Regions from separate parts of the Mus musculus genome. Here region 1 is linked to region 2. The links are chromatin loops, found by intact Hi-C in ENCODE. Cell type or tissue: heart. All regions are shown on one strand. Each heading gives the region's core, and the rest is flanking DNA. Links, peaks and the distances in the headings are about the cores only.

The links. Peaks named below come from ENCODE experiments on the same cell type or tissue, not always from the same donor. Only the 100,000 strongest peaks of a DNase experiment are listed, where the experiment ranks them.
Region 1: it touches region 2 in a loop (7-fold over the local background); 4 of 42 quality-filtered maps call a loop at or near these places.

The regions. Positions count from the first base shown.
Region 1 is chr4:128,920,222-128,929,405 of GRCm38, forward strand. Gm33901 (a long non-coding RNA gene) reads left to right here. Exons shown (of 3, transcript XR_376674.3): 2 at 462-654; 3 at 765-2,042. LOC115489376 (a small nucleolar RNA gene) reads right to left here and starts at 7,985; the gene lies at 7,840-7,985. In heart, for the core only: a CTCF peak has its summit at 4,916; a DNase peak (open chromatin) is centred at 4,970; H3K4me3 peaks cover 1,146 bases; H3K27ac peaks cover 934 bases; H3K27me3 peaks cover 929 bases.
Region 2 is chr4:129,081,039-129,090,222 of GRCm38, forward strand. Rnf19b (ring finger protein 19B) reads left to right here. Exons shown (of 9, transcript NM_029219.2): 8 at 1,709-1,840; 9 at 2,690-3,488. The coding sequence ends at 3,152. Among named protein-coding and RNA genes, the nearest start is that of Tmem54, 20 kb to the right of the region's middle. In heart, for the core only: a CTCF peak has its summit at 5,262 (motif pointing left); no DNase peak of the experiment used is centred there; H3K27me3 peaks cover 543 bases.

The sequences.
Region 1 (9,184 bases), core at 2,670-6,669, 160 kb before region 2:
TCCAGTTACCTCAATTGTACCTTGCGAATATGTCACCCAACTTCCTTATTGTCCTCTGCATAAAAAGTCTGATGCTCGAGTTGTAAAATTACATTCAGATTCCACACAAACTCTCCTGCGTGTGTGTCTGTCTGTCATCATCCACGCTTTGCCCACCCGCGTCGAGAGACCCCGTTCCACGCAGACATAGGGACCCAAAAGGTCTGCGGCAACACACAAACACATAAAGACAGAGGCAGAGAGAGAGAGAGAGAGAGAGAGAGAGAGAGAGAGAGAGAGAGAGAGCGCTGCCAGGTGCCCAAACACTCACCCAAGGTCCCACAATCTCGGCCTCTGTTGCCCTGTCCCATACCTCCTCCGTGACATGGGAACATAATATCATGTGGGATATGGCTGCAGAGGTCAGAGGCACAGCCTGCCCCGGGAGAGCAAGCCACCTGATACCCCACCCCTTTGTGCAGATCAGGGCAGCGTGCAGACTGTGGTGATCATCATCCCAGCCCTGAACTCCCTGTCCACGCTGCTGATCGTCAGCTGCATCTTATGGAAGACATGCCGACAGCGGGCCCGCCTCACCTATCCCAGCCCTCCATCTCCATGAAAGGACCCAGGGAAACCTCTCCAGGACCCTGACGGGCATGGCAATTTGTACAGGTAATGCCAGAACTTGGGAGGAGGAATACATAAAAACCTGTCTGGAAAGGAGGAAAAGGAAAAGAGGGCTACTAGAACTGACGGGGAATTTGTCTTTGATTTGGTTACAGCACCATATGTACCCAATGGTGAAGCCCTGGCACGTCTGCACACCCGTGACACTTCAGTGTGAGACGAAGAGGAGAAATCTTCTTTGCTCTCTCAAGGCAACAAGTCATGAAGTGCTCCACTGCCTTGAGCCTTAGCCACAACTAGGGTAGTGCCTCTTAGAGTCCCCTGCCCTGCCCTGGTTCTACCGTACCTTCCTCCACAAACCCTGAGATCTAGAGGGGCTCATTCAGTCACTGTTGTTATCATGGCTCTGATGATGGTGAGCCATATGTCCCCTCCCTGTAGCCTCTTGATGTGTGTGTGTGTGTGTGTGTGTGTGTGTGTGTGTGTGTGTGTGTGACAGAGGGGATGGAGAGCAAGGTGTGAGTGTGAACCCACATTCCTTTGCACATGCATGGAGGACAACTTTGTGAAGTTGGCTCTCTGACCTGGACCAGCAGGTTGGTCTTCAGTGTCAGGTCCCAAAGAGAAAGAAAGGATCATGGGGTCAAAAAAATACAGAAGATAAGGAAGTTGGGGTCAGGGGGTCTTATGCAAGCTATGCCTTATGCCAAGCAAGTTTATTAAGAAGTCTAACATCTTATATACAGTTTTCAGGGGTAGGAGTGGGACAGAGTCAGTGGGAAGCTAACAAAGCAATGAACACGGAGGAAACACAGGAGGTCTCACGTGTGTCACAGGCAAGCACATGGAGGAAACACAGGAGATCTCACATGTGTCACAGGCAAACACACGGAGGACACACAGGAGATCTCACTTGTGTCACAGGCAAACACATGGAAGAAACAGAGATCTCACGTGTGTCACAGGCACATGCTCTGCTGTCTTGGAACTGACAACCCTAGCTTAGGATGGGAAGATGGAGTTCTTAGGATGAAGTCACAGCTCCCGCTAGGCCCTGGACCCAGGCTGCCACTGGCTTTGCCAAGCATATTCCTGGCTTTAGACAGGGAGCTGTGGTCCTTCTCCATACATCAGAGCCTCAGGAAAAAGTTCCCCTAAGGCCCTGGACCCCAGGCTGCTACTGGCTCTGCCAAGCATGTTCCTGGCTTTAGACAAGGATCTATGTTCTTTCTCCAAACAACAGGGCCCCAGGAAAAGCCTTGGGTTAGCATGGCTCCTAACAGTTCTCTCTTACCACCACTATCCCCTGAATTCCGTGGATTAAGCAACCAAGCCACCTCATTGTAGCTAGTGCTTGCAATTTTTTAAGGCAAGATTTTTTTCTGTGTAGCCAAAACTGTTCCAGAACCCACTTTGTAGACAAGGCTGGCCTCGAACTCATAGAGATCCGATTGCTTCTACCTCCAGAGTACTAGGATTAAAGTCACATGCTACCATGCTTGGATACTTTTTGTACTCTTAATGAAAAACAAACGTACAGACACAGACAGACAATCCTTTAATTTTTTAAAAAAGATTTATTTTTTTTTTATGTGAGTACACTATAGCTGTCTTCAGACACACCAGAAGAGGGCATCAGATCCCATTACAGATGGTTCTGAGCCACCATGTGGTTGCTGGGAATTGAACTCAAGACCCAGTTGTCTGGATGTGGGCAGGGTTGTATTTTGCTAGGTTATGGCTCACCTAAGACAGTTCAACAAATGAAAGAGAGGCGAGGGAGTTGAAGATTAATGCGAGAGAATAAGTATAAAGACTACTCGTGGTGATGAGGCTGGCAGAAGACCCTTTCCATGCTGTTCATCGCTATTCCAGCTTTCCTGCCTCACCAAACACTGAATAGGAAAGTACCCTCTGCCCACTTATGGTTAGATGTGGCCATGTGCCTGACTTGGGCCAATTTGATGGTGCTAAGACCTAGATGGAACAATTTTGCCAACAAGGCACCCCCAAGTAAGTTCTCTTTTTATTCTAACAGATGGCCAGCATGATTTGAAATGCTGGCTTCTTCCATCACCTTCGTGACTCGAAGATTATATCAGTGGTGCCCGCAGAAGGCCCGTAGTGTTTAAGTAGTATAAACAAGAAATGAATGTCCTTTTAAATCTTACAGTCTAAACCACTGGAAGGTGGGGACTGGTTGTTACTGCAGCACAGCTCTGCCTACCTGACTTATAGAACCGGAAGAAAGGATATTAACGTGGGAGAGTTAACACAAAATGTAGACTTCCTGGCAGTGCCTGGTGTTGATGGAGTCAGGTTACAAGAGCAAGAGAAGGGCTGGAAATGCAGCAAGTACCTCATGGAGAATCAGATTCATGGTGCATGGCCACTGTAGAGAGTGGCAGAGGTGGAGAGAAGGCAAAGTCTCCGAAAGAGGTCTAGGAATGGGGATGACAGCATTGAAAGGCTCATCTTCGTGCATACGGAAATCCTTGAAGATGGAAACTGCTACACAGCATGGGAAAGGTACCCACAAACCAAAGTCTTATTGTTTCTACCTGAGACCGAGTGATGAATGCAATGAGGGCAAGGGGTTTTGTGTCCACTTTCATGTCCCCAGTGCCAAATCTCAGTCTTGATGCCATTGCTCCTAACATACTTTGTTTATCGGAATGGGATCATTGAGCCCCGCCCCTACTCCAGGAGAGAGGATTGAAGCAGGATGTGGATTCAGGGATGCAGGATCGTTGAGGACAATCTTAGAAACTGCCTGACAGCTTCTCTTCAGGCCTCCTAGCTCACCATCTAAAGTGTATAGCTGACATCTTCTCTCCCCTCTGAGAAATTCTGATGGCTCACTGGTACGGCCAGAACACGCTCTTTCCTAATATGCCCCAAGCCTCCAGCCCATTCTTGCCTTCTGTTCTGCCCCTGAACTCCCAAGGACTTTGAATTATCATGCCACTATTCCTGTCACATGCCATTCCCATGAAATGCCACTGCTTCTTAGCAAGTCTGTTCTGGGCTGCACAGGCGGTTATATTTATCTCTAGTTAGACATCCTTTGGAGATCTTGCTTTTCTCTAAAACAAACCTCAGCACACCAAATTACCACTCTCTCTGCTTGAATATGTCATAGGATTGCAAATTTAACATGTTCAGGAATCTGTTTCTTCCCTGGGATTTAGCCAGAGTTGCATTTTGGACGCACTCATCCCCATTTCTTACAAAACCTGGCCCCTGGTCTGGTGTATACAAGACCCTCGCTAACTCCATTAGTGTCATTAAAATATCCGAAGAACAGCCATTTGTGACAGGGTGATACTAAGTCAATACACACACTACTAATAAAAGCGTCTATGCGCATCACCAGCTGCCTACACATGGGGGGAAAAAGCTGGGAGAAGGAAGGAGAGGTGCCCTAACCTGCTCCTCTAGTTACTGTCTGTTCTTAGACATGTTCCCTCGTATTTACGCTTCTGTTTCCTCATTTCTAAACGTAAACAATTTAAGTAGTCACTGATGGTTAGCACATACCAGGGACTGTTCCGTTTTTTGTTTTGGTTGTTTTTTGTTTTGGTTTTTTTGTTTGTTTGTTTGGTTCGTTGGTTTTGTGGTTCTCTTTTTTTTTTTTTTTTTTTTTTTTTTTTGGTTTTTCGAGACAGGGTTTCTCTGTATAGCCCCAGCTGTCCTGGAACTCACTTTGTCCCATAAGTTTTAAATATGTTAATTTAACAACATATATAGCAGGTACTATATTTCCATTTTACAGACACAGTCATTGTGGCGCAGAGTAATTTACGCCGCGTGACGCGGCTAATAAATGGTAACATTAAGATTATGACACAGGCAGTGAGGGTGAGAATCTTGGTCGTAAAATTCACTCCACGGGGTTGTGTGGGTAAAATGAATAATGCAAATTAAGGGCAAGGGCAGGCCAAGGCAGGCCTGACAGTAGGCATTCTTATTTTTAAATGCCCAGTATCATCTCTTGGAAACGGAGAATTCATTCAAAGCCCCCGGTTTTCTGCACGAACTCAGCAGAGAACATCCACACTGCTTTGCGGTTCTCAACTCTGGAAGGCTCCTAGTTGGAAGCAACCGTAGGTGATGGACCAGAGGGCGGCTTGCTGCAGGGCCTGGGTCCCAGGCATTTCTGAGCGGGCGAACACGAGGTCGACCCATGTCGCTGCTGTCCCGGTTGTCAGGTTCCCGTGGAAGCCCCGGCTGCGGAGCGCATTTCTGGCTTTCCACCTATGGATTCGGCAGTTTGCCCAAGTCGGTAAAGTCTATTCCTCCTCCCGGCAGGCAGAGGGCGCAGGAGCACATGGCTCGACGCCGAGGGGGGGGTTCTTGGATACGGAAGTGACGTCAAGAGAACGGACCTCTGAGGGACTTGGGTGCGGGGTTGAGAGGTTCTCTGGGTGCAGAGTGGAGAGCTTCCCCGAAGCCGAGTTAACTTCTTCGCATTTCTGATTCTACAAAGTGGAACTTAACTGTGCTCAGCTCTGACACTCTCATTTATGTTTTTAAATGAGAAAAATCAATGTCCTAGACCAAGGGACCTCTTATAGTCTACTCGGTGCTTCTCTGAGTGGAGGGAGAACCCCAAGAAGCAGGCGGTGCAGGGCCTAAGGAGTCCGGGCCAAGTGTCCCAACGCTATCCAGATTCAGGGAGGGAGGGAGGGACTTCCAAAGTCGAAGGAATGGTTTCCTAGGGTAGGGTTGCCCGAGTTAGCAAATAAAACGCAGGACACCCTGTTAAGCTTGAACTGCAGATAAAGTAATGTCTTTGCCTAGAAATACGCCAGATATTGCACGGACGCACACATGTACACACATTTATTCGCATTCAACCTTCACTGAGTGTTGTGTATTTTACCTGGCAATCCTCCCTCTAACACCACCTAGGAAGCCATACGATACGTCCACGTGTCTGTCCACGCGTCTCTCTCGTAGTAGCTAGTACTTTCTGAGCTCTGTTGCGCTCAGCTGTAATCCTGAGTTTCTCTGTAGGACTCCTAGCTCATCACAACGGTGACTGCACAATCTAAGGCTGCTTGGAAGCTTAGAGATCAAACGTCCTCTCTTTGGACTAAGGTGTGTCCGTTCCTAGACACTAAGGAACTGAATTGAGAATGGGAGCCTGGGAAGAGAGCTGGACAGAGAAAGAGTAATCTATCTTTTACTGGCATTTCAGTGGGAATCAACTGAAGGATTTTCTGCAGAATTGGGAAATCACTCAAAAATAGGACTTGTGTTTCAGAACAATTTCCAGGATGTCATAGCTGGTGATTGTTTACAGGGGTTACAATGCAGCAGGCAAAGGGGTGAGAGAAGCCCTACACTGTTGCCTTCTCTGTGGACCCTTCACTGCAGGACGTGAGCCAGTTTACACAGGCAGGCTTCCTGGATAGGGGTAGGGGAGAGGGCTCCCAGATAACGTATCTCCTGTGACCTCATGAGGTTCTGTGGCTGGGCCTGCTTCTCCCAGGTTGGAGGAAGAGACAGGGAGGAAAAGTTACCACCAGGTCTTCCCCTCTGTCCTGTTCTTTTTATAACTTTTTATTGATTCGTTGTGAGGGTCACACCATGCACCTGTGCCCCATTCATCCCCCTGTCCCCTCATGTCTGTCCTTCACTCTTGCAGCCTCTGTCATCCCCACCACCACCACCACCAAACAAAGCACTCACACAGAAACAATAAAAACAAAGCATAGAAAACATCTCACTGTGGAAGCTGTAGTGTGTCCCAGTGTGTCCCACAGTCTATTCCTCTGGCCACACATTGTCACTTGCAAATGTTCACTTCGATGAATGAGTCAATGGTATGGTTCGAGATCTTTGGCTTCTGCCGAGCAGTGGTGGCACAGGCCTGTAATCCCAGCACTTGGGAGGCAGAGGCGCATGGATTTCTAGGATTTTCCTAGTCTACAGAGTGAGTTCCAGGACAGCCAGGGCTGCATAGAGAAACCCTGTCTCGAAAAACAAACAAACAAACAAAAAGATCTTAGGCTTCTACGACACAATCAACACTGGGTCCTCACTGGGCCTCCTCCTGGATATCCTGGTGTTGCCTGTGTCATGGAGATCCTGAAGCTGTGGAACAGCAGGGCCAGTTCTTTCATGAACCTCGCCATTCGCAGATGATACAGATCTTGGCGTAGACCAACTCAGAGCCCTGGATCTAGGCTTGGGCAGTAGCTGATGAGCTAGTCAACCCTGTGGCTCCCCCTTATCCATACCACCAGAGTGAGTTTCTCCGGCACTGCTCCAACTAGGCCACCCAACGCCGACTTTGGCAGGAGACAGGGTCAGCCCTCGTGTTGTGCTGCACAATCAAGGTGTGGGGCCAACTCTCTCAAGTGCTGTAGCCTGTGAGGGGCTGGGCCAGCTCACCCATCCTCTCACCCTCGGGGCTGATCCCCCTTCTGTGCTGTCCAGGTAAGGAGCAAGGCCATTCTCCTAAGTGCTATAGTTGGTGAGGGGAAAGGCTAGCTCTCCCAAGCTCATGAGGCATCACCTCTGCACCCGGGCCACCCCACTGCAGAGGAGTGGCAGGCTCAGATCTTCCACATTCATGCCCTCGGGCCAATTAAACCACACCCCTGCCACCAGAGTCAACTCCACTGTGCTGCCTGGGCAAGACACAATACAAGGCTTGCTCTCCCAAGTGCTGCCTCCGGTGAGAGATGGGAGCAGCTCTCCAGAGTGCTGCATCTACTGAAGGGCGTGGCCAGTTCTGCACAGCCTCTGGACATCCACGTGTTCCCCAGCGACTGCCCCGACCAGGGACATCCCCATGTTCCCTAGTGGGCATCAACACTGACCCCTGCCACTGCAGCCATGAACCAGGCTGGACCTCACCATGGCCCCAGGTGGTGGAGCTAGGCACCCACCACAGACTACTCTGCTCCACCCTTGAGCCTCCATCCAGTTCCATCTCTCTTCATACTGCTGAAACTGCTCCACGTGCCATTTTCTCCCATCTGACCACCACATGCTCACACACTGTGGTGGCTCCCACTGCAGCCCGGCTATGCAGCTGGTGGGGCCCTGGGAGACAGTCTCCGTCCATGCTGTGAATTGTGTTGCCAAGAGGGTTATGTATGGCCCACCCATGCTGTGCACTGGAGGGCAGGTCTCTAGCTGCTGTGGTGATCTGCAGGTCTACGTCTGTTTCTTTCCCCCTGCACTGCATTGCCGGGATTCGATTTGATTTCATTTTTATGAGTCCTTGGCATAAGACAGCTTTGGCCCCCAAGCCAGGCATCAAGCTAGGATGAACAAATGAACAAAGGCCTGCCATCTGCTCTGCCCCGACTGATATAAGAACATCACCCACAGGTGTCTCTTTGTCCATTATCGGAGAAGGGGAGAGAAGGAATCTGTTCTTTAAAAAAAAAAAAAAAGATTTATTTATTTTATGTACATGAGTACGCTGTAGCTGTCTTCAGACACACCAGAAGAGGGCATCGGATCCCATTACAGATAATTGTGAGCCACCATGTGGTTGCTGGGATTTGAACTCAGGACCTCTGGAAGAGCAGTCAGTGCTCTTAACCACTGAGCCATCTCTCCAGCCCTGTTTTTTTTTTTTTTTTTTAGTACCATCTGTCTTAGTCAGGGTTTCTATTCCTGCACAAACATCATGACCAAGAAGCAGTTGGGGAGGAAAGGGTTTATTCGGCTTACACTTCCATACTGCTGTTCATCACCAAAGTAAGTCAGGACTGGAACTCAAGCAGGTCAGGAAGCAGGAGCTGATGCAGAGGCCATGGAGGGATGTTCTTTACTGGCTTGCCTCCTCTGGCTTGCTCAGCCTGCTCTCTTATAGAATCCAAGACTGCCAGCCCAGAGATGGTCCCACCCACAAGGGGCCCTTCCCCCTTGATCACTAACTGAGAAAATGCCTTACAGTTGTATCTCATGGAGTCATTTCCTCAACTGAAGCTCCTTTCTCTGTGGTAACTCCAGCTGTGTCAAGTTGACACAAAACTAGCCAGTACACCATCTTTCCAAGGTCTTGTGTTTCAGAAGTATGTACGACTTCATACTCTATCATTCCCTATTGTACTATGCACTACTAGAGGACACTAGAGGACACATAGGAACTTCTATCTCTGTGCCAGTTCCCACCACGGGTCACAGACACGTTAAAGGGTTGAATGGATGTTGAGGAAATCACCTTTGATGTAAATGCTAGGCCTTGGGCTGGGGACTTGACAGCCATTGACCTACTCTGAGTAATCCTCCGAGGGACAGACGTTCCTCCGAGGGACAGACGGACGTTTAGTGTTCATTGTTTCCCCAGTGTTAACAGACGCCTTTGCCTTGTACTTTTGAGCACTGGCTCTGGTCTGGCTGATTAGATCACCGTGGACAAAGCAGGTCCTGCTGTCAGGGAGCTCATATTCTAGAAAGCCTGAGAGATGACGCACAGGCAAGCACACTGCCAAACGTGCCTACTGACGTTAGCAGCTCTGAGGAAAAGGAAAGCCAGCTACGTGGAAGGACAGACTGGGGAGCACCACTTTTCAAAGGCACTTTGAGCTTAGAAGTCTTTGCCCAA
Region 2 (9,184 bases), core at 3,030-7,029:
GCCTCGTGGAGCACAGCAGAGCAGGAGGTGAGGGAGACAGAGCATTGTCTCAGGTACCTGGAGGGATCCTGCTAGGAAAGGATTAGTACTCCGTGACTGACAGGCAGCAGCCTCCACTGATTTCATGTGCTATGGAGAACATGGAGGAGGCTGTAGGAAGGCCCCAGAGAGGACACTGCCTCACAGAGGACCTGGGCGGTTAGGGCGAGAGCAGATGGCGATTTGGCTGCAAAGAAGATGCAGTGGCAGATGGCGAGTGGACTAGATCTTCACCTTGGTGTCCTTCATTCGCCTGGGAACCTCTTAAAATAGACTCTAGGAGCATATTTCCAGAATTAATAACTTAGGCTGTCCTGGGATGGGACCTGAGGGTGGTCTATGTTTAGAGAAGACTCCCCAGATGATTCTAGTGTAGCCGCTGGCATGAACCAGCCTCTGGCAGCCACCAAGGAGGTGACCTGGTAGGTTCTGAGAAAGGCTTTGACCACTGAGTGTGTGGCAGAGCTGAAGCTGGAACACAGGCCTGAGAGCACCCCCCAGTTGCCCTCATTTCCTAGTGTGGGGCAGAGACACAGGCAGCGGGATGGAGCTGCTGCTGACCTAGCTGCATCTTCTGACTAGTGTCCCTTGTTAACGGCCCCTGCCCCCACATGCTGGAGTATTCACTGCTGTGCTCTCTTAAAACCAGCTCCCCTTGAATGAGCCACAGACATAGTTGGAGCGTGACTTGCTGAGACTGCAGTGCAGCCGGCAGCTGCTGCATCCAGTGAAAGCCGTTCCTTTATGGGAAGTGAATGAGTCAAATGGGCTGGACTGCGAAACCCATTATGAAGAAATACTGAAGTGCAGAACAAAATGGTGCTGAGCCAGAAAGGAAGCAGTTAGGGGTTCCCAGCCTTGAAACCCTATTAGGAAAGTGCTGTTGATGAGGGAGGAGGTTGGCTCCTATATGCCCTTCATTCCTGCAGCCTGGAGGTTACCTGATTACTACGTGTTTGAGTTCTTCCTCTGTGTCCAAGGTAGAAAGGGCAAAGCAGGAATGAGTTGTGAACTCTTCCTTCCGGGGCCTCACAGAGCAGTGGAGAGAGGTGTGGAAGTTGGTGCAGAAGAGGGTTGGGCACTCAGCTGGAGGTGCCTGCCGGGTGCTGGAAGAGAGAGAGTAAGAGGAAATGGTAGTCCTTTGTTGTTAAAGACCTGGCATAAGTTGTTCAGGCAGAGAAAGAGAAACTTTTGAGACAGGGCATAGCATCCACAAAGCCATGGAGGTACAGAATGAAAACTCAGGGGTTGTGATGCTGGAATTGGGGTAAGAAAAGGAACCCAAGCCGCTAGCAGGTCGGGAAGGCCACAGATGTCTGTAGGCAGGAAGGGGGCCAAGAGTTAAGAGATTTTAGGATGGTTGGGTCTTGGCCTGCGTTGACACTGCTCTGGAAAGTTGCTTGACTTGAATTTAGGGGCTGCTGGACACAAGCCCGGTGTTGATTTTTTTAGTCAAGGACTTATGTTAAAGGGACAGAAAGGAGGGGGCAGTTTCACTTGATATGTAAGAGAGGAACTATGCTGGCATGTATTTGAACTGTTTGGCAGTTGGAGGTGATCCAACAGATTATCACAGTTCTCAAGAGAATAATGGAAGAGGTGTGTTCCAGGAAACAAACCGTCAGAACCCTGCTTCTCCTGTTAACTTGCACATCCCCTCTTTACACAGGTTAGAAGTTCAAGCTGATGTCCAAAAGGAAATTTTCCCCAAAGACACAGCCAGTCTTGGTGCAATTAGCGACAGCGCAAGCACTCGTGCTATGGCCGGTTCCATAATCAGTTCCTACAACCCACAGGACAGGTATGAGCAGGCAGAGCCCGGGACAGCTGTATTCATTGGGTAATAGGTCCTCAGCGCTCCCTTCCTCATCTCAGGGCCCTGGGTGCCATCTAGTGGAGATGTGGCGTGCTTCTGAATCCATTGTGCTGGAGTGTTCATCTCTTAAATCTTGTTAGCCTTTGACTTTCCTCCCTCCCTCCTTTCTTCCCTCACCATCTCTTTCCCACCTTTTCCTTCTTTTGTCTAGCTGTTGCAACAGTGGAATTATTCAAATGGAGTTTAAAGAGCTAGACTGATGTTAGCTAGGGCCTGGGTCTAGATCTCCTCTCCGTTCCACTGCAGGAGGAATGAATGGCTTCTGACTGTGATGCAGTCGTAACAAGCTGCCAGCTTGCTCTTACATTTCTATTAAAAGTAAGGTAGGATGAGGTACTTAGTTGAATTCTGGAAGCTATTTATTTGTGTGTTAGATTGTTGTAAATGAGTATGCATATATGTATACCTACATGCCAGAAGAGGGCATCAGATACCATTACAGATGGTTGTGAGCCACCATGTGGTTGCTGGAAATTGAACTCAAGACCTCTGAAAGAGCAGCCAGTGCTCTTAACTGCTCAGCCATCTCTCCAGTCCCTCTGGAAGCTCTTTTTAGATGTTTTAAGGAGAGCAAGCGTGTGTGTGTGTGTGTGTGTGTGTGTGTGTGTGTGTGTGTGTGTGTGTGTGTAAAGGGAAAGTGAGAAGTGAGCTCTGGTCTACGTGGACCCACCTCTTCTAACTACTTAAGCCAAAACCCAGAAACTATTTTAGGAGCAGGTATAATATAACATAACCTATGCGTGACTCTCAGCACAGTGAATTTTGTTCCCACAGAGAGTGCAACAATATGGAAATCCAAGTGGACATTGAAGCCAAACCAAGTCACTATCAGTTGGTGAGTGGCAGCAGCACAGAGGACTCGCTCCATGTCCATGCTCAGGTGGCAGAGAAGGAAGAAGAGGGTAATGGTGCTGGTGGTGGCAGCGGTGGCAGTGAAGACGATCCCCCTTACAAACACCAAAGCTGTGAACAGAAAGACTGCCTGGCCAGCAAGGCTTGGGACATCAGCCTGGCCCAGCCTGAGAGCATCCGCAGTGACCTGGAGAGCTCTGACACGCAGTCAGATGACGTGCCAGACATCACCTCAGATGAGTGTGGCTCGCCCCGCTCCCATGCTGCAGCCTGCCCCTCCACCCCCCAAGTCCACGGTGCACCGAGCCCAAGTGCCCACAAGAACCTCGCTGCTCCAGCTGAGGGCCAGACTGTCTTGAAGTCAGAAGAGTATGAAGTGGAATGAAGGCCCCTGTTCTGAGAAGCACACTTGTTGTAACTGCATCTTTTGGAATCTTTTTCGGGGGAGGGTGGGGATTTATGTATTTTGTTTCAAAGATTCTCTGGTCAGGGTTCCCCCAGGGAAGTTCTGAGAAATTTACAATTTCTTACCAGATAAAAAATGAAATTTGCCTCTAGTATCCCTCCCCCTATCCTCTCATTTTTAGTTTTAATTTATTGGCTAAACTGATGTTGGCAATCTGTGAGGTGTGTCAAAGAATGTACATATGTATGTGTGTATATTGTATGTATGCTAACATTATTGATGACACATTTTAATAAAGAATTCTGTCATAACTGACCTCATGTCACTGTCCTTGGCTTGGGTAGTCCTGCAGAGCCAAGTGTTTATTGGAAGAGTAGTCTATCTGTCTGTGAGAGGCCTGCGGTTTTCTAACCCCAGGGAAGAAGGGTTTTACTCCCTCCAACTGCAGTGGAGTCGCTTGTAGAGCAGCTTCTCCTCCCATACAGGAAGCCAAGGCAGGCTTGCTGTAGACTGGAGTCAGGCTGAGTCTGCAATAGCGAGGAGACCGAGTTGCACCTTTTTTGCCCTCGAGAGGCAGTTCTGCAGTTTTCCTGTCAGAGCCAGATTCATACTCACCACACTCTATAGTCAGTGTTTAGGGGCAGAGTCTGTGGAGAGGGCTTGGTGACCCCGCAGGGTTACAGTTAGGAAGCAACTGGGGCTGAAACCCAGATCCCTGTGCATACTGTGTAGCTGCTCTACCCCTGAGCCGCATCCCAGCCTAGGAGCCAAGCCTATGGGAGCAAGAGCTGTTTCTGCAAGATCCCAGGCAATAGCTAGCATAGATGTTGGCTGTGCTCTCAGGTACACGCTCCCTGCCAGCCTAGTTAGAGAGAGGCTGAGAAATGCGGCCTCCAGGGAAAGCAGCGGGCAGGCGTGCCGCCCAAGTCTCCCTTGAGCTTACACGGTTAGCAGGAGTGAGCTGTTAGTACCAGAAATCTGGGCACTGTCAAGAATAAGGTCCTTGGGCTGGGGGGAGCGGGGGGTGGTTCAGCAGAGGCATGCTTGGCTAACGTGGACAAGGCCCTGGGTTCAGTCCCTGGTACCATAAAGTAATAATAGTAATGATAATAAATAATGTCTTTAGGAATGAAAGCTCATACAAAGAACTGCAGAGCAAGAGATTCAATGTCAGAATTCCAGATCTGACTGTCAGTTACTTTCCTATGCCCCCATTTTGCCCAATCCTTAAACCAGAATCAGGCAGCTTGTTGATCGATCGCCTTAGCACTGGGCCCAGGGGAAGAGCCGAATGCATCTTTGTCTGAGGACCAGCTGCCTTTCTGTTTGTATTCACAGGTTTACCTGCTGCCTTATGCAGTAAAGGATGGGGCGTCCAGACAGCAGCCACTGTGGAAGATCTTACTTCTCAGGCTCCACAGGCCACCTTGCATTTCCTTGCATATTGGAACAGGAAATGCTGTTAATGGACTTGGCGTCTCAGTAAGAAAGTGTCCTAGAGATGTCCCGGTGCGACTAAAGGAACCTGTTGGGGAGAAAAGGCAGACAGTTTGGAGACCCCTGAAATGCAAACAACCCACTCGAGATTTGCAATTCTTCTAAAGCCTCATCAAAAAAGCACTTAACTTGGATAAAGTCAAAGGCAGTACGTCAAAATGCGTGGTCTAGAGTCAAACCTGTAGTCTTTGTTGTTGTTGTTGTTGATTTGTGCTGTCCTGGAACTCACTCTGTAGACCAGGCTGGCCTTGAACTCAGAAATCCACCTGCCTCTGCCTCCTGAGTGCTGGGATTAAAGGCATGCACCACCACACCCAGCCAAACCTGTAGTCTTTATCTGGTAAATGTATGAGGTAATGCTATAGAACTGGGCGGACTACTCACTCCCCCATGTCTGTTTCCTCTTAGTCTGATTCTGGGGCCACGGGTTAAGATGCTATACTGAAAATGCTTTGGTAAAGGCCATGTTTCTAATAAGGAGCAAAGTCAAGAACACTGGGTGTCTTGATACTGGAATTCAGTCTCAGGCTTATTTGACGTTCCCTAGTGTGAAACCAGCTGAGAAGGCTCGTTGGTGCCATCTGGAGGAAGAAATGGGTAATGCTCTACCTCATTCGCATCCTTTCACTGAGAGGCCCAGGACACTGTAGGTATGGAAGGTAACAATAGGGAGAGCACACGGTTTCTGTCTCCATGGGGCTTACATTCCAGTGAGAGGAGACGAGATGGATGCTACCTACATGAGGAGAGGTATGTTCTTGGGAGCGAGTGACAGACGGGGCTGTTTCTGAGTGGCAGTGTTTTTGCTTTCCAGCACTGTGACAAAATACCTGAGATTTCACCTGGGAAAGAGGAAGGGGCCATGGTCCTGTGGCTCCATTGCCATTGGGGCTGCAGTGAGACAGAGCATCATGGTGGGGGTGGAGTGGGATTACCTGGTGGGAGAAGCTCTTCTCAGCTCATGGCAGCCGGGAACCCCAGAGGGATGTGCTCACAATATCCCACTCAAGGGTGTGTATCTCATGGCCTAATTTCCTCCAGCGGGGCCTTCTTTCTTAGTTTTGACCACCTTCCAACACCACCAACCCAGCTAGGGACCAAGCCTTAGACAGATAGCCCCAAGCCCAAACTAAGAAGGGAGCAGAGAAACCATGTCTGAAGATACAGCACACTATCGTGTCTGTGATGGGCACGCTGTGGGTCGAGTCAGGGAGCAGAGCTGCTTAAAAGGCAAGGTTGTGCAATGCCTCAGAACAGCTTGGGAGGAGAGGTCAGGAGGAGTAGCACTCGGGCCAGTGTAGTGGGTGTGTGCAGCCAGCTTCCACAGGGCACATCTGGTCCCTTGACATGACAAGAGGCTTTGGGCTTGGTGGATGAGTAACGTGTCCCTAACACACCGTCTTATACTGCAGAGGCCATCAAGCTTCGAGCATCGTGTCTTCCTTGAAGCCAAGGCTCTGTGTGTAACTCGTCTTGCCAGTGAGATGCATGAATGCAGTGTAGACAGAAGGGACCAACGGGGAGACTTTCTTTAGCTTCTTTGGCTGACGCTCCTGCAAAATCGCCACACCTCAGATTGCTCCTCAGCGGTCCAGGGTCAGCAGTAGCTTTTGGGGTATGCAAGGGCATCTCCAGCCGGAGGCAGCAGCTTGGTGCATGTTCTTAGAGCTAGGTGGCTCCTCATCTCTATGGTGATGTAGCCGTTCCCATGCATGTGGGGATAACTGTGGGGACCTAGAAACACAGTCTCCAGCCCCTCAGGGCTTTCCAACTCTTTGTGAACACTTCCTTTGTCTGCATTGAACCCTTTCTACTTAAAATTGTTAATGTTTGGGGTTTGTTTGGGTTTTTTTCCCCCCTCTGTAACTTCTGTTGTTGTTGTTTCAGAAACAGTAACAGTACAAACCTTAGCTCAGTCTTGACTAAGTTGGGTTTGAAGGAAATGAGGATGTCATAGCTTTGGGATATGGTAAACTCCAGTCACCCGACATGCAGTCTTTTAGAAGAAAGACCGAGCATCTGCAGGGAAAGGCCAGCACATAGGGAACAGGGTTGGATGACAGAGAGAAAAATGAAGGGTTCCAGACACATCCCATAGATCCCTAAACATCTTCCCTTGTAGCCACAAGCCTGACATATTTGAAGTAAAATAGGGCCAGGCCGGGTTTCCTGTGTGGTAGGGCATTGCTTTGTTGAAGCAATAGGACCCTGAAATGAGAGGTGGGAATACTCCCTCTGCTCTGGGTAAATCCATCAACCCCACTGTCTCTCCCTACAAAGCTCCTCCCAGCATAGAAGGAGCACTCCTAATTCCCTCCTGTGGAGAACCTGGGGGTCGCCACCTCGGAAGAGAATGCCCATCCCTGTTCCCCGGCCACACCCTCTCGTTAACCTCATCAGAGCTGGAGTCAGGGTCTCTGCCTCTGGAAGAAGGTGCAGCCATCAGACTGAGCAGGGCTGAGACACTCAGCAGTTCTCCACAGAAACCTGGCAATGTGTGGATTTGACTCTAGAGCTGTCTCACCAAGAAGAGAGAATGAAAATTCTATTCTTGTTGGTTGAGTTGGTCCGTATGGACAAAGACACTCTGGAGTCAAGTCTGGTTCCTGACTTTGGCAGCTAAGAATGGTTCTCAGCTGAGTGGTTGGATAAAACTTAGTCTTTAAGGTGGCCTATACTCAAAGAAATTGATATGCCTAAAATTCCTTAGTCTAGTTGGAAGAATCAAAAGCACAAAGATAGAAATGTAGATTATAGACTATGTGTGTGACTTTGTTTTGTTTTGTTTTTGAGACAGGTTATATAGACCAGGCTCACCTCAAACTCACTATGTAGCCAAAGATGACCTCAAACTTATTTTAAAAACAAAGTTTATTTTAGCAAGCAAAAAGATTTTTAGCAGGTGAGAAGACAAAAGAAAGAATGTAGAGGAGGAGGGACTGGGTTGAGCCATGATCCTCAACCCAGCCCTGAAAGCCATGATCCTCCGTGTGCTGCTGAGGTTACAGTGTGTGCTACCCAGCTTGGATTCTGCCGCGCTGGGCATGGAACCCAGGTCTCCGTCATGCCAGGCTAGTGCCCTACCAAGCAAGCCATCCATCCCGACCCCTTAGCTTGCATTTCTGTTGTCCAGATTTTTCCAGTCATCAGTCCTTTCACCATGGCATTGGGAAGGTCAGAAGGAAAGGGGACACCTACTGGGTTTTATTTGGTGGACAAACTCAGGTTCTCAGGAAAGTAACACTTGCCAACCGATCTACCTCCCAAGGCTGGACCTAAAGACTTTAAGGAATGTAACCACTAAGTCAAAATCCTTGACATTTGGTAGGCATGATGCAATCCTGAAGTGACAGGGCCAGGGGTTATTCTCCAGGCAAAAAAACGCTGAAAATTGTAGTTTGTGTGTGTGTCTGTCTGTCTGTCTGTCTGTCCCCCAAGATCTAGCAATTAGAAGCCTGTCTGGAGCCACCAAAACAGAGAGCTGTGGGGTGCTGGGTCTTGGATGAAAAAGCACGGGAACACCATCAGAACCACGTTAGAGATCCAATTTCCTACAAAGATCTTAAGCCCCGGTGTTCCCTGCTCCTGTGTTTAGGGCGGTAGAAATGCTAGGTCTTTAGGGATTGCTTGGAAATCGGCCTCAAGCTGGCACAACTACATCAATTTAAAAGGAATCTGCGGTCCACTCATTAGAAGAGAGGTTCTAGGCCTATCATGAATTGAACTGTCTCCTAATCCCCACTACCTCAAAATGTGGCTGTATTTGGAAGCAGTGTTCTCCCAAATATAGTTAAGATGTCAACCTGAAGCAGGATAGCCTCCTCCTAACCCAGTACGGATGAGGTCTGATGTCTTAAAAAAAGAAAAAAAAAAAAGGATTGGGGGCTGGAGATGTGGCTCACAGAATGTATGAGGCCTGGTGGGCTTGATTCCCAGATCTCTCTCTCTCTCTCTCTCTCTCTCTCTCTCTCTCACACACACACACACACACACACACACACACACACACACACACACACACACAAATGGGGAGCAGATATGTGCACAGAGTAGACATCGAAGAGAGATGGAAATGACGGAACCAGGAGAAGCCAAAGACTGCAAGACCCCGGGTTGCTAAAAGCAAGGATCGGATTCTCCCTTTCTAGCCACAGAAGCTTAAAGTACAGATCTAAGGCTGACGGCGCCCAGACCCAAAGCAACCAACTCCTGTGATAAAGCCACATGGCTTTGGCACTTTGTCAAGGGGTCAGTTAAGAAAGGGAACTGGGGCCCGGGTCTAGCTCACATTGCTAGTCTGTGGTCCTTCCTCTCCCAGTTCCTGTAGACTAGAATCTTCCCACTGGCTCAGAGTGAAAGCTATTATGGTTAAAACACCAAAGAAAAGTCTAGACTTGCTTTTCCCCAGAAAATCATAAGCCAAAAGCGTTTGGGAAGGGACAGGTCCTCATGTGACCACCACTGGCTTCAATCTCCCTATGTACCTGAAGGTGAATTTGAACCAATGCTCCTGC